Linked DNA regions of Homo sapiens: region 1 is linked to region 2. The links are chromatin loops, found by intact Hi-C in ENCODE. Cell type or tissue: CD14-positive monocyte. All regions are shown on one strand. Links, peaks and the distances in the headings refer to the core of each region. The heading gives the core; the rest is flanking DNA.

Region 1 (6,555 bases), core at 1,003-6,002, 60 kb before region 2:
ATGTTTTTCCATTAGGCTTCCCAGAGTATGGATTTTCCTGATGATATTGCTATGATTTTGTTTAACTTGTTTTTCTATCCTTTGGATTTTCTATAAATTAGTAGTTAGATCTAGAGACTTTATTGTATTCAGGTTTGATTCTTTTTTTTTTGTTTTTTAATGGGATACTTCATAGGTGGTATTTGTATACTTTCTTCAGGAGGTAATAAGTATATAGTTGTCTCTCTTTTTGTGATATTATTAGCCATTGATGAGCATTGCTTAGATCCATTAATTCCTTAGGGGTTACAAAGGGGTGATACTCTAAGTTCTTTTATTCCTTCTTTGTTTATTCCTTCCTTGACTATCTATAAAGAGAAACTTTCCCTCAACTATTTGCCTGTAAATTAAATACAAATCATCATATAAAAATGGCAAGAAAGGCCAGGCGTGGTGGCTGTAATCCCAGCACTTTGGGATGCCGAGGTGGGCGGATCACAAGGTCAGGAGATCAAGACCATCCTGGCTAACACCGTGAAACCCCATCTCTACTAAAAAATACAAAAAATTAGCCAGGCGTGGTGGTGGACGCCTATAGTCCCGGCTACTCAGGAGGCTGAGGCAGGAGAATGGCGTGAACCCGAGAGGCAGAGCTTGCAGTGAGCCGAGATGGTGCCACTGCACTCCAGCCTGGGTGACAGAGCGAGACTCCATCTCAAAAAAAAAAAAAAAGAATGGCAAGAAAAATGTTTGTCTTTTTTTCCCCCTTTATCTGCCAGTTTCCAAAGTGATGAGGTAGTCCCTTAGCATCCTTCAAAGGTGATCAGTGAAGTGTTTTTTTGTTTGGTTTTGTTTTGAGACAGGGTCTCACTCTGTTACCCTGGCTGGAATGTAGTGGTGTGATTGTGGCTCACTGCAACTTTGAACTCCTGGGCTCAAGGGATCCTCTTGCCTCAGCCTTCCAAGTAGCTGGGACTACAGGCATACACCACTATGCCCCGCTAATTTTTTTTTTTATTTTTTGTAGAGGTGGGGTCTTGCTTGTTGCTTAGGCTGATCTCAAAGTCTTGGCCTCAAGCAGTCCTCTCACTTTGTTCTCCCAAAGCGCGGAGATTACAGGCATGAGCCACTGTGCCTGGCCCTGTTTTTTTGTTTTTTATTTGAACATCATTTTGAACTTTCAGATTTAAATATATAAGATGGCCTTTACTTCATCACGGTCATTCTTTGTGATGTAAAAATTGTCAGAAGATGGGACAGTTTGAATATCTTTGGTCAGTAAGGTTAGCTCCTAAATCCTTTTGACATGACCTCATTGTAGTCTCTGATAGTTTCCTTGCTTTCTCATATGGCAAAGTGTTCCAGGCTCATCTTGTACAGTTCCTGCTCCAGCCTTGGGATCAGTCATTTTTCTAAGAAGCCCTAATTTCATTATTTAGTAAATGGTACTTAGAGACCACAATCTAAGCTAGAGATGCTATTTATGCTTATTTAGTCTACTACCATTGTCTCTAGGCTTTAGTTGGTCAGGGCTGGGGAATATATATTTTTCTTATAGATCAAATATATCAGGAATTCATTGGTCACCTTCGAAGGATGCTAAGGGACCACCTCAGTACTTCCAATTCAGAACCACAAGGGTTTTTTTTGGTTTTGTTTTGTTTTTGAGACAGAGTCTTGCTCTGTTGCCCAGACTGGAGTGGAGTGGCATGATCTGGGCTCACTGTAACCTCCGCCTACTGGGCTCAAGCAATTCTCCCATCTCAGCCTCCCAAGTAGCTGGGACTACAGGCATGTGCCATCATGCCTGGCTAATTTTTTTGTTTGTTTGTTTGTTTTGGTAGAGACAGGGTTTCACCACGTTGCCCAGGCTGGTCTCAAACTCCTGTGCTCAAGTGATCTGCCCGCCTCAGCCTCAGCCTCCCAAAGTGCAAGGGTTACAGGTTTGAGCCACCATGCCTGGCTAGAACCACAAGATTTTTACTTAAGTTCAAGAATCTTATATCTCACCTAAGGTTGGGAGTTCAAGACCAGCCTGGCCAACATGGTAAAACCCTATCTCTACTAAAAATACAAAAATTAGCCAAGCGTGGTGGCATGTGCCCGTGATACCACCTACTCGAGAGGCTGGGCCAGGAGACTTGCCTGAACCCAAGAGGCAGAGGTTGCAGCTGAGTCATGCCACTGCACTCCAGCCTGAGCGACAGAGTGAGACTATCTCTCAAAAAAAAAAAAAAAAACTTATATCTGTGTTTTCCCTTAACCATGCCCAAAATTTCTGTTCTCACGAAATAATTGCTCATTTGATTTATACCACAATATCCATAGAACTGTCTCTGAATACAAACCAAAAGTACCACCAATATGATTTCTGAAAAATGCTTAATATTTTTTGGTTTTGCAGCTCTTTTATTCCTTAGGGTATATCTTACTACTGATGTAAGGGCAAATTACTGTGTTTTAAAATCATTTGGTTTAGTTCTTTTTGGTATGACTCAAATTATTTTTATAAAGCATATTTAAAGGAAAACTAGTATACTTAAAATGCATTTTGATATTTTCACATTTTGAATTCTTCAGTTTCACCAGATTGCAAAATTGGACTATCTAATACAATTTTACAGTTCACAAAGTAAATGTATGCTTTTTTGTTTGCTAGGCGCTAATGTGCATGCTACAACAGCAACAGGAGACACAGCCTTAACCTATGCTTGTGAAAATGGACATACGGATGTTGCAGATGTTTTACTTCAAGCAGGGGCTGATTTAGTAAGATATTTTTAATTTCAAATATTTTTGCGTTAATGTTAATATCCATTTATACTTAACATTTAGAAAACACTAAAGATCAATGGTTTGCGTACTTTGTATACAGTAACTTAAAAAAGCTTGGCTACCTGTTCTAGTTGTTGTATGTATTAAATGTATTTGAAAATACTTAGTGTTGAACAGGGCATACTGTTTCTTTTCCTAGGTAAAACTACTAGTTTGTTTCTTCCTTTCACTCCACCCCCATTTGACATTCCTGTGCTTTTTAAACTGCCATCTGTTAGATATATCATAAATTCAATGATGTGTTCACAGAATAGAGTAACAAGTCAAGTCACTTTGAGTGATTTATTATTATTTTAATTGACACATGATAATTGAACATATTAATGGGGTACAGAGTGATATTTCAATACATGTATATAATGTGTAATTATCAAATCAGAGTAATTAGTACATCCATCATCATTTTGAATGATTTCTGTTGTTTCTCTGATTAGACATTTCAAAACAAAGCTACTATTGTTAATCATCCTTCTAGTACATTCCTACAAATTCTATTCTTTTTGTGTTTTCTGTTTTGGTTTTTCAAAATTTCAAATTAGGTGGCAGGTTCATATGTGTAATAATCTATATAAAAATAATATTCCATTTAAATGTTCATGCCTCTTGCTGAAATGTGTGCTTTGCCTAGCTTTTATTTTGTGAGAGTGCTTTAAACTGCTTCCTAGAGTTTTTCCCAGAATTCTCTGATACATTTCTTAAAAACTTATGTGTGACATACATAGCTGTAAATGTTATAGAGAATTAGATTTCTTAGTTTTGCTTATTTAGAAAAAACTATGCAAGTATTACCTTTTAAATCATCCAAGTAGATACCTGAGAACATTATTGGAAAATAATTATTAACCAAAATAAATGTGTAGTATGATTGTTATTTATTATCATTTCTACTAATACAAAATATTGTAATGAAAACACTATCATTCATTCTTATTAATTAGGACCTTCCCTATCAGTTATAATTTTTGGGAGGTATGCTTTTTTGTCTGAGAATTGTGACAGCAATATATGTTAAGTACATCTTAGTCTTTTGACTTCTTTCTATATCTTTTTCCTTTTATAGAGTTGCTTTGAGTCGTCTATAAAAATTAGGAATTGAAGTTTGTCATTCAAAATAAAGAAATAGAGTAGAACTTAAAAGCTTAGATAATATAAGCAAAATTTAATACTCTTATCCTCTAAATTCTTACCTGGATTCTCTCTTCATTGTATTTTCTACAACAAAGTCACTGTCTTAACCTGTTGGGAGTTCTTCTAAAAAATTGAATAGGGCTGGGTGCAGTGGCTCATGCCTGTAATCCCAGCACTTTGGGATGCCGAGGTGGGTGGATCACCTGAGGTCAGGTGTTAAAGACCAGCCGGACTAACTTGGTGAAACCCTGTCTCTACCAAATACAAAAAGTTAGCTGGGTGTGGTGGCACATGCCTGTAATCCCAGCTACTTGGGAGGCTGAGGCAGAAGAATCAGTTGAACCCAGGAGGTGGAGGTTGCAGTGAGCCTAGATTGCGCCATTGCACTCCAGCCTGGGCAACAAGAGCAAAAACGCCATCTCAAAAAAAAAAAAAAGAAAAAAATTAAATAGGATAAAAGAGGAGCTATCTGGTAAATGTACTCTAATGTATAACAAAACCATACTGATTGTGACCAAGTTAATATCTGTTACATTTTTAAATATTTTATTTTTACTGTCTTCTGGAATTAGTTAAAATAGAGTGTTTATTATTTAGTTCCTTAGAAGAACTACATTAATTGAACAGATAGAGCTATTTGAACTTACCGTATTTACTTACTTTCAAAATGTAAGATTAAAAATGGCCCAGATAGGCCAGGCGCAGTGGCTCACGCATGTAATCCCAGCACTTTGGGAGACCGAGGCGGACGGACCACCTGAGGTCAGGAATTCGAGACCAGCCTGGCCAACATGGTGAAACCTGTTTGTACTAAAAATACAAAAAAATTAGCCGGGCATGGTGGCGGGCCCCTGTAATCCCAGATACTTGGGAGAATCACTTGAACTCAGGAGGCGGAGGTTGCAGTGAGCTGAGATAGTGCCATTGCACTCCAGCCTGGGCAACAAGAGTGAAACTCCATCTGGGAGAAAAAAAAAAAAGGCTCAGATAAATACATATCTTAATTATTCAATACAGAAGTAATGCCATTGTTCTAACATAATTATTCATTTTTATCTTGCAATCTATTTTTACATTCATATTTACATGAAATTATAGACACAATATATAATACAGTTGTTTTCTATTTTTTCACTATGTGTTCTTGTGTTCTATCATAATCTTTACCATATTACTATATAGTCTCTATAACTCTTGCATCATATTCCATCAAGTTGATGAACCATACTCGTTCATTAATTATGGAACTTTTGCTTTTCATTTTTCACTATTACAAATACTGTTAGATTTAATAACTCTATATGTATAACTTTTTACCTTTTCTTATTTTGAATTATTTTATATATTGATTTTAAGTTTTAAAAATGTATAGCCTCTTCCATGCTTTTGCTATTTGTGGACTGATATCTTAATTTTAATATTATTTCTTTTCCTCATTATAAAAAGCAATACTGTTCTTCATATAAAATGTGGAAATGCTGGGCTTGTAGTCCTAGCTACCAAGGAGGCAGAGGTGTGAGGATTGCATGAGCCCAGGAGTTAAAGGCTGCAGTGCACAATGAGCATGCCTGTGAACAGCCATTGTATGCTAGCCTGGGCAACATAGTGAGACCCTTCTCTTAAAATAATTTTTTAGGAGAAAAAGAAAATGTGGAAAGTATGGGAAAGTATAATAACTTTTATATTTAAAACCTATGAATATTTGTGAGTAAAATTTGTGACAGTGAAAAAAATATAAAACCTATGAATAAATTTTATTTCAGGCTTTATTGTAGGCCAGAGGAAAGAAAAAGTTCTAGTCAAAAACAGGGAAACCTCAGAGTAAAGCAGGCAGATTAGTCCCTGAGTCCTGGGAAAAAGTGACTGGTAATTCTTATCAACTTTATCTTACAAGGCAGTACCATCTTACTTGTCCTTCATTCTTTGCTGCTGTCTTCTAATATCTGTTTTGGGCTATAATAATTTCCTCCAGCAGTTTGCAGATAGAGGACTGTCCATCCCCCATTGCATGCAGTGGAGATGTATTTCATTCCTGGCATCTCATAGATATGTTCTCAGTTTAAGGTTTAAGTGTACTAATTCTTTTTTTTTTTTTTTTTTTTTTTTTTTTTTTTTTTTTTTTGATGTGGGGTCTGGCTCTGTTACCCAGGGTGGAATGCAGTGGCACGATCTCGGCTCACTGCAACCTTCTCCTCCTGGGTTCAAATGATTCTCCTTCCTTAGCCTCCCGAGTAGCTAGAATTACAGGTATGTGCTAAAATCCAGCCTGGGTGACAGGGCAAGACTCCGTCTCAAAAAAAAAACAAAAAAAAACAAAAAAACAAAAACGTAGTTTATCACTGACTTACCTCTGTAACCATAAAGTAAGCCCTCTGACCTTTGTTGCTTTCTTTGGACTGTATTCTGCTGACTGAGTGAACTATATTGGGCATTTTCCAAAAATAGTTGAGCAATTGGAAACTAGGTAATTTAGACATGGGTACATTAGTACTCTGTAGTTCTTCTTCCTGGAACTTATTTCCTTTTAAATGAGATTTGATATGGACCTCCCTTAATAGAAAGAAAAATATCTTATGGATCAGTTTATTATCTGTATTAAATCTTATAAATAGA
Region 2 (6,555 bases), core at 1,068-6,067:
ATTTTGGAACATTATGACTGTCATAAAAAGAAACCCTGCACTCCATAGCTATCATATTCCCATTCCCCCACTGCAATCCCTGTGTCCTAGGTAACTGCTAATCTACTTTCTGTCTCTATAGATTTGTCAATTATGGACTTTTCACATAAATGGAATCATATAATATTTGGTCTTTTGTGACTGGCTTTTTCACTTAGTGAAATGTTTTCAAAATTCATCCATGTTATAGCCAAAATCAGTACTTTATTTCTTTTTATTGCCAAATACGAAAACAATTCTATTCTGTAGACAGACCACATTTTGTTTATCTGTTTATCAGTTAATGGTCATTGGGTTGCTTCCACTTCTTGGCAATTATAAACAATGCTCAATGATTGTAAGCAACCTTTTCTTCTCTCTTTAGCTTACTACGTTTTTTTAAACTAAAATTTGCTATCAAAATTTTAGCATCTCTCAATAATCATACTTTTTCTCTTTAATTATCAACAAAATATTTTCATGTTAAGCTATCTCTTGCATTCCTAGAATAACTCTACTTGATCATGATGTTTTTTCTTTTAATAATGGAATTATAAATAAGTATACAGTTTTTGTATGAAAATGTTTTTATTTCTCTGGAGCATGTACCTATGGATGGAATTACTAAATCATATGCTAGTTCTGTGTTTAACTATTTGAAGGATTGAAGGAGTGCCAGATTGTTTTCCAAAGTGGCTGTACCATTTTACATTCCTACCTGCAGTGTATGAAGGTTTCAATTTCTCCACATCCTCACCAATATTATTATCTGTCTTTCTGATTGTAGCCATCCTAGTGGGTGTGAAGTGGATATCTTGTGACTTGGATTTGATTTTCCCTGATGGCTAATGATATTGAACATCTATCTTTCTCTGTGCTTATTGGTCATTTGTATATTTTCTTTGGAGAAATGTCTATTCAGATCCTTTTTCTGTTTTTAAAAAATAGCTTTATTGAGGTATATTTGACAAATAAAAATTTGTGTATATTTAAAATGTATAACTTGGTTTTTTTTTTTAATTAATTTTTTTCTTTTTCCTTTTTTTTTTTTTTTTTTTTTAAGAGACAGGGTTTTACTCTGTTGCCAAGGCTGAGTGCAGTGACATGATTATAGCTCACTAGAGCCTCAAACTCCTGGGCACATGCAATCCTCCTGCCTCCCAAGTAACTGGGACTACAGGCATAGGTCACCATGCCTGGCTAATTTTCTTATTTTTTTACAGAGATGGGATCTTGCTATATTGCCCAGGCTAGTCTCAAACTCCTGGGCTCAAGCAATCTTTCCTCCTCAGTCTCCCAAAGTGCTTGTATTACAGGCGTGAGCCACCATGCCCAGCCTGCATATAACTTGATGTTTTCATAATCTGTTTTTTAAATGGACTGTCTTTTCATTCGTGAGTTGTAAGATTTTTTTTTTATATATTATAGATACAAGTCCCTTACCAGTTGTATGATTTGCAAAAATATTTTTCCCATTTTATAGGTTGACTGTTTACTTTTTTTTTTTTTTTGAGACAGTCTCACTCTGTCACCCAGGCTGGAGTGCGGTGCCATGATCTCGGCTCATTGCAACCTCTGTCTCCCAGGTTCAAGTGATTGTCCTGCCTCAGCCTCTCGAGTAGCTGAGACTGCAAGTCCGTGCCACCACACCCAGTTAATTTTTGTATTTTTAGTAGAGATGAGGTTTCGCCATGTTGGCTACATTAGTCTCGAACTCCTGACCTCAGGTAATCCACCGACCTCGGCCTCTCAAAGTGCTGGGATTATAGGTGTGAGCCACCACGCCCAGCTGATTTTTTACTTTCTTGATGATTCCTTTGAAGTATAAAAGTTTTTAATTTTGATGGTGTCCAGTTTATTTTTTCTTGTTGGCATTTATAAATGTGTTTTGAGAGTAACATCCATGGAAATCCCTGTGTATCATAAAAATATCATTTCATTCTTTATTTTACATTACTGCCTTATTGGTAAAATTATATACCTGCTTTATTTCCAGTCAAGAGAAGAGAGCAGAAAGCAGGCTCTTGCTGCTAAAAGAGAAAAAAGAAAAGAAAAGAGAAAAAAGAAAAAAGAGGAACAGAAAAGGAAACAGGAAGAAGATGAAGAAAACAAACCTAAGGAGAATTCGGAACTACCAGAGGATGAAGATGAAGAGGAGAATGATGAAGATGGTGAGAAACAAACCATCTGAATTAACGATAAAATTCTCCTTTGTTTATCAACTTCATTTTGAGTGCTCTTTGCTCTAGTTAACTCTAGTTAAACATTTGATTACTTTATTAATCTGAAATGGACAATGACTTTTATAGTAAATATTTGTAAGTGTTTTGCATTGTAAATTAATGCAGAGAAACAAGAGGGAAAACAAGCGCATAATTTGAATAAATTCAGTTGTAATTTAAGTCACCTTGTAAAACACTGCATATATACTAAAAGCAATACAGTGAGAAGTTTGCCACCTTTTTTTGAGATTCTTCTCTAACTCTTCCTCTCCTGATTAGAAGTAAAATTTCTCAGTTTACTTTTAGCTGAGATTCAGGCTCAAGGATATAGAGGCCTGAAATGTCAGTAGAGATGGGTTTAGTACTCTCAAAGAGTTATTTATTGTACTGTCTGGCAGTGCTTGTAGTAGGCAAATAATTTTGTTCTACTTGGATTCTAATTCTAAAATACTATTTGAAAAATGTCCTAAATTCAAATTATATTGTGGTTTGGGTTCATGAGACTAGAATTAAGAATATTAAGAATATTGGGCCGGGTGCAATGGCTCACACCTGTAATCCCAGCACTTTGGGAGGCCGAGAGCGGATCACGAGGTCAGGAGTTTGAGACCAGCCTGACCAATATGGTGAAACCCCGTCTCTACTTAAAAAAAAAAAAAAATTACAAAATTAGCCTGGGATTACAGGCGTGGTGGCACATGCCTATAATCCCACCTACTCAGGAGGCTGAGGCAGGAGAATTGCTTGAACCTGGGAGGCGGAGGTGGTGAGCCGAGTTCACGCCATTGCACTCCAGCCTGGGTGACAGGAGCAAAACTCTGTCTCAAAAAAAAAATAAAAAGAAAAAAAAGAATATTAAGAATGTTGCTAGTATGTGTGTCCTATACCACCTTAGACAAGAAAATATATTTTATATTTGTTCTAACAACAAATAATAGTAAATATTTATTAGGCTAACAAGAGCAAAGATTTTTTTTGTGTGTTTTTTTGAGATGAGGTCTCCCTCTGCCACCCAGGCTGGAGTGCAGTGGTGCAATCTCGGCTCACTGCAACCTCTGCCCCCCAGGTTCAGGTGATCCGCCCACCCCAGCCTCCCCAGTAGCAGGGACCACAGGTATGCACCACCATCCCCAGCTAATTTTTGTATTTTTTGTAGAGACAAGATTTCGCCATGTTGCCCAGGAGATCTTGAACTCTTGAGCTCAAGTAATCAATCCACCTGCCTTGGCCTCCCACAGTGCTGAAATTACAGGCATGAGCCACTGCACCTGGCCACAGTAAAAGATTTCTTTATTTCAGCTGGGCGCAGTGGCTCACACCTGTAATCCCGCACTTTGGGAGGCCGAGGCGGGTGGATCTTGAGGTCAGGAGTTTGAGATCAGCCTGGCCAACATGGTGAAACCCTGTCTCTACTAAAAGTACAAAAATTAGCCGGGCATGGTGGCACATGCCTGTAGTCCCAGCTACCCAGGAGGCAGAGGTTGCAGTGAGCCAATATCGCACCACTGCATTCCAGCCTAGGCGACAGAGCAAGACTCCATCTAAAAAAAAAAAAAAAAGATTTCTTTATTTCTTAGTGAATACTGGTGAAAGGAAAATATGATGTAAAACACTGAATTATTATGAATTATCAAATATATTCTGTCAGAATTTGTTTTGAGATCTGTGACTCAGTATGATTTTTATTCTTTTTAACAATTTCAGTGGAGCAAGAAGTTCCCATAGAACCTCCTAGTGCAACCACCACCACTACGATTGGAATCTCTGCAACATCTGCAACATTCACAAATGTGTTTGGGAAAAAAAGGGCCAATGTGGTGACAACTCCCAGCACCAATCGGAAAAATAAGAAGAACAAAACAAAAGAAACCCCTCCTACAGCACATTTAATTTTACCAGAACAACATATGTCTTTAGCCCAACAAAAGGCAGATAAAAATAAAATAAATGGAGAACCTAGAGGTGGTGGTGCAGGTGGGAATAGTGATTCAGATAACTTGGACAGCACAGACTGCAACAGTGAGAGTAGCAGTGGTGGTAAAAGCCAAGAGTTAAATTTTGTGATGGATGTGAATTCCTCTAAATACCCCTCACTGCTCCTTCATTCCCAAGAAGAAAAGACAAGTACTGCTACTTCCAAAACTCAGACACGGTAAATTTTTCTGATTTGTTAACTCTACCTGCACCTTTCCTTCTTCATGCCTGGTACAAGAATTTGAAGTATATTAATCCAAGTACAAGTTGTGTTAAACAATTGAAGTCTACCACATTATCTATCTTCAATATTCAAAACTGAAATTCACCCATGTCCTCTTTATCATTTGCTAGTTAGGAAATGAGATTATTAGAAATTTTTATAGGATTCATAGTCTGAAGTTGAAAATATTTGCATGCTTTGATTTTATCTATGTCATTTTTATTGATTATAGTCTAATTTTTGGCATCTGAATCCATTTTAATACTAAAATAAATGATGGGTTCTTTGCTCTATTTCTGTTTTTCTGACTCATTGATTATTTGATGTGCCAAAGTTTAATACGAATATTTCAGCGTAACTCTGGCTATAAAGGAATAGTCTCTTGAGTTTCTATCTTAAAACTTATCTTTTATTGTACTTGCTATTTGTCTCTTCTTAGACTTGAAGGTGAAGTGACTCCTAATTCCTTGTCAACCAGCTACAAGACAGTGTCATTGCCATTAAGCTCTCCAAACATAAAGCTGAATCTCACTAGCCCTAAAAGGGGTCAGAAAAGAGAAGAAGGGTGGAAAGAAGTTGTACGAAGGTAAATAGAATTAGTTCCATCTTTTTAGCTTTCATATATTTTCCCTTTCTCATGTGAGATGGCTACCTAGTTAATTAATGAATAATTTGAATGTGGTTATTATTTTAAACTGCATTGCCACACTAAATCCAGAATATGCTAAAGCAAAATTAGAAGCAGTATGTAAATTTTGCATGCATATTTTATATGACACAAGAAATTTTGGCTTTTTTGGATAACCTCAGTTGCTTTTTATGTAGTTCAAATGTAAAGGCTTTCTCTTGCTTTTTTTCTTTCTCATGTCTCAGTAATTCTAGAACTAAAGTACTAATAATCAACTTTAGATTCAGAATACATGTCAGCTCATCATTGACCTGAGGCTTTATTTTTTATTGCTAAGTATGAGCTGTTGATACTGGTTTAAAATGAATATGCTAGCATAGTTATTCTGTGTGGATTTTAATAATATGGTATTCATTATTTTAACAGGGTCATTGCAGTTTAGTTGATGTGTAATATTTTGGGCAGATTTGAATGCTTATATTGTGAGTGATTTAAATATAATTTTTGTTTTCAATGGCAGTGTAATTTTTAAAATTAGGTTCTCTGAAACTGCAGAGCAATGTAATTTTTAACTTTACTAAATTCAATTCAATATTACAAGAGATCAATTTCTAAAATAAAAACTTTTAATAATTTCCTCTTTAGCATTTAAGAAATGTTATTCTCCAAAATGTCCATGAACATACTTACTAAGACATCTTTCTTAATAAAGAGACATTTAATTTCATAAGCTCATGTGTATTCTTCATTTTATAGGTCAAAGAAATTGTCTGTTCCAGCCTCAGTGGTGTCGAGGATAATGGGAAGAGGAGGATGCAACATCACTGCAATACAGGATGTTACTGGTGCCCATATTGATGTGGATAAACAAAAAGATAAGAATGGCGAGAGAATGATCACAATAAGGTAATTGTGCAAAATGTATACTGCTAGTTCTGAGTAGAAATTATAAGAAGCATACCTTTGTCAGGTATGGTATAATTAAGAACTTTATTTGATGGTTAAGATTACCTTTTTTTTTTTTTTTAATGTTTTTGGTCTTGTTTCTGTTTTTTTTTTTCCCTTAGGGGTGGCACAGAATCAACAAGATATGCAGTTCAACTAATCAATGCACTCATTCAAGATCCTGCTAAGGAACTGGAAGACTTGATTCCTAAAAATCATATCAGAACACCTGCCAGCACCAAATCAATTCATGCTAACTTCTCATCTGGAGTAGGTACCACAGCAGCTTCCAGTAAAAATGCATTTCCTTTGGGTGCTCCAACTCTTGTAACTTCACAGGCAACAACGTTATCTACGTTCCAGCCCGCTAATAAACTTAATAAGAATGTTCCAACAAATGTACGTTCTTCTTTCCCAGTTTCTCTACCCTTAGCTTATCCTCACCCTCATTTTGCCCTGCTGGCTGCTCAAACTATGCAACAGATTCGGCATCCTCGCTTACCCATGGCCCAGTTTGGAGGAACCTTCTCACCTTCTCCTAACAC

What was found. A loop is a pair of places that touch in the nucleus more often than their neighbours do. Peaks named below come from ENCODE experiments on the same cell type or tissue, not always from the same donor. Only the 100,000 strongest peaks of a DNase experiment are listed, where the experiment ranks them.
Region 1: a loop joins it to region 2, with 2.5 times the contacts of the local background. A loop is called at or near these places in 2 of 110 quality-filtered maps.

What each region holds. Positions count from the first base shown.
Region 1 is chr5:140,462,029-140,468,583 of GRCh38, forward strand. ANKHD1-EIF4EBP3 (ANKHD1-EIF4EBP3 readthrough) reads left to right here. Exons shown (of 36, transcript NM_020690.6): 10 at 2,639-2,748. ANKHD1 (ankyrin repeat and KH domain containing 1) reads left to right here. Exons shown (of 34, transcript NM_017747.3): 10 at 2,639-2,748. Among named protein-coding and RNA genes, the nearest start is that of ANKHD1-EIF4EBP3, 63 kb to the left of the region's middle. In CD14-positive monocyte, for the core only: no CTCF peak of the experiment used is centred there; no DNase peak of the experiment used is centred there.
Region 2 is chr5:140,522,052-140,528,606 of GRCh38, forward strand. It overlaps ANKHD1-EIF4EBP3 (ANKHD1-EIF4EBP3 readthrough), which reads left to right. Exons shown (of 36, transcript NM_020690.6): 25 at 2,015-2,189; 26 at 3,945-4,392; 27 at 4,877-5,023; 28 at 5,822-5,971; 29 at 6,133-6,555. ANKHD1 (ankyrin repeat and KH domain containing 1) reads left to right here. Exons shown (of 34, transcript NM_017747.3): 25 at 2,015-2,189; 26 at 3,945-4,392; 27 at 4,877-5,023; 28 at 5,822-5,971; 29 at 6,133-6,555. It also overlaps the pseudogene LOC124901194. Among named protein-coding and RNA genes, the nearest start is that of EIF4EBP3, 22 kb to the right of the region's middle. In CD14-positive monocyte, for the core only: no CTCF peak of the experiment used is centred there; no DNase peak of the experiment used is centred there; H3K27ac peaks cover 1,195 bases.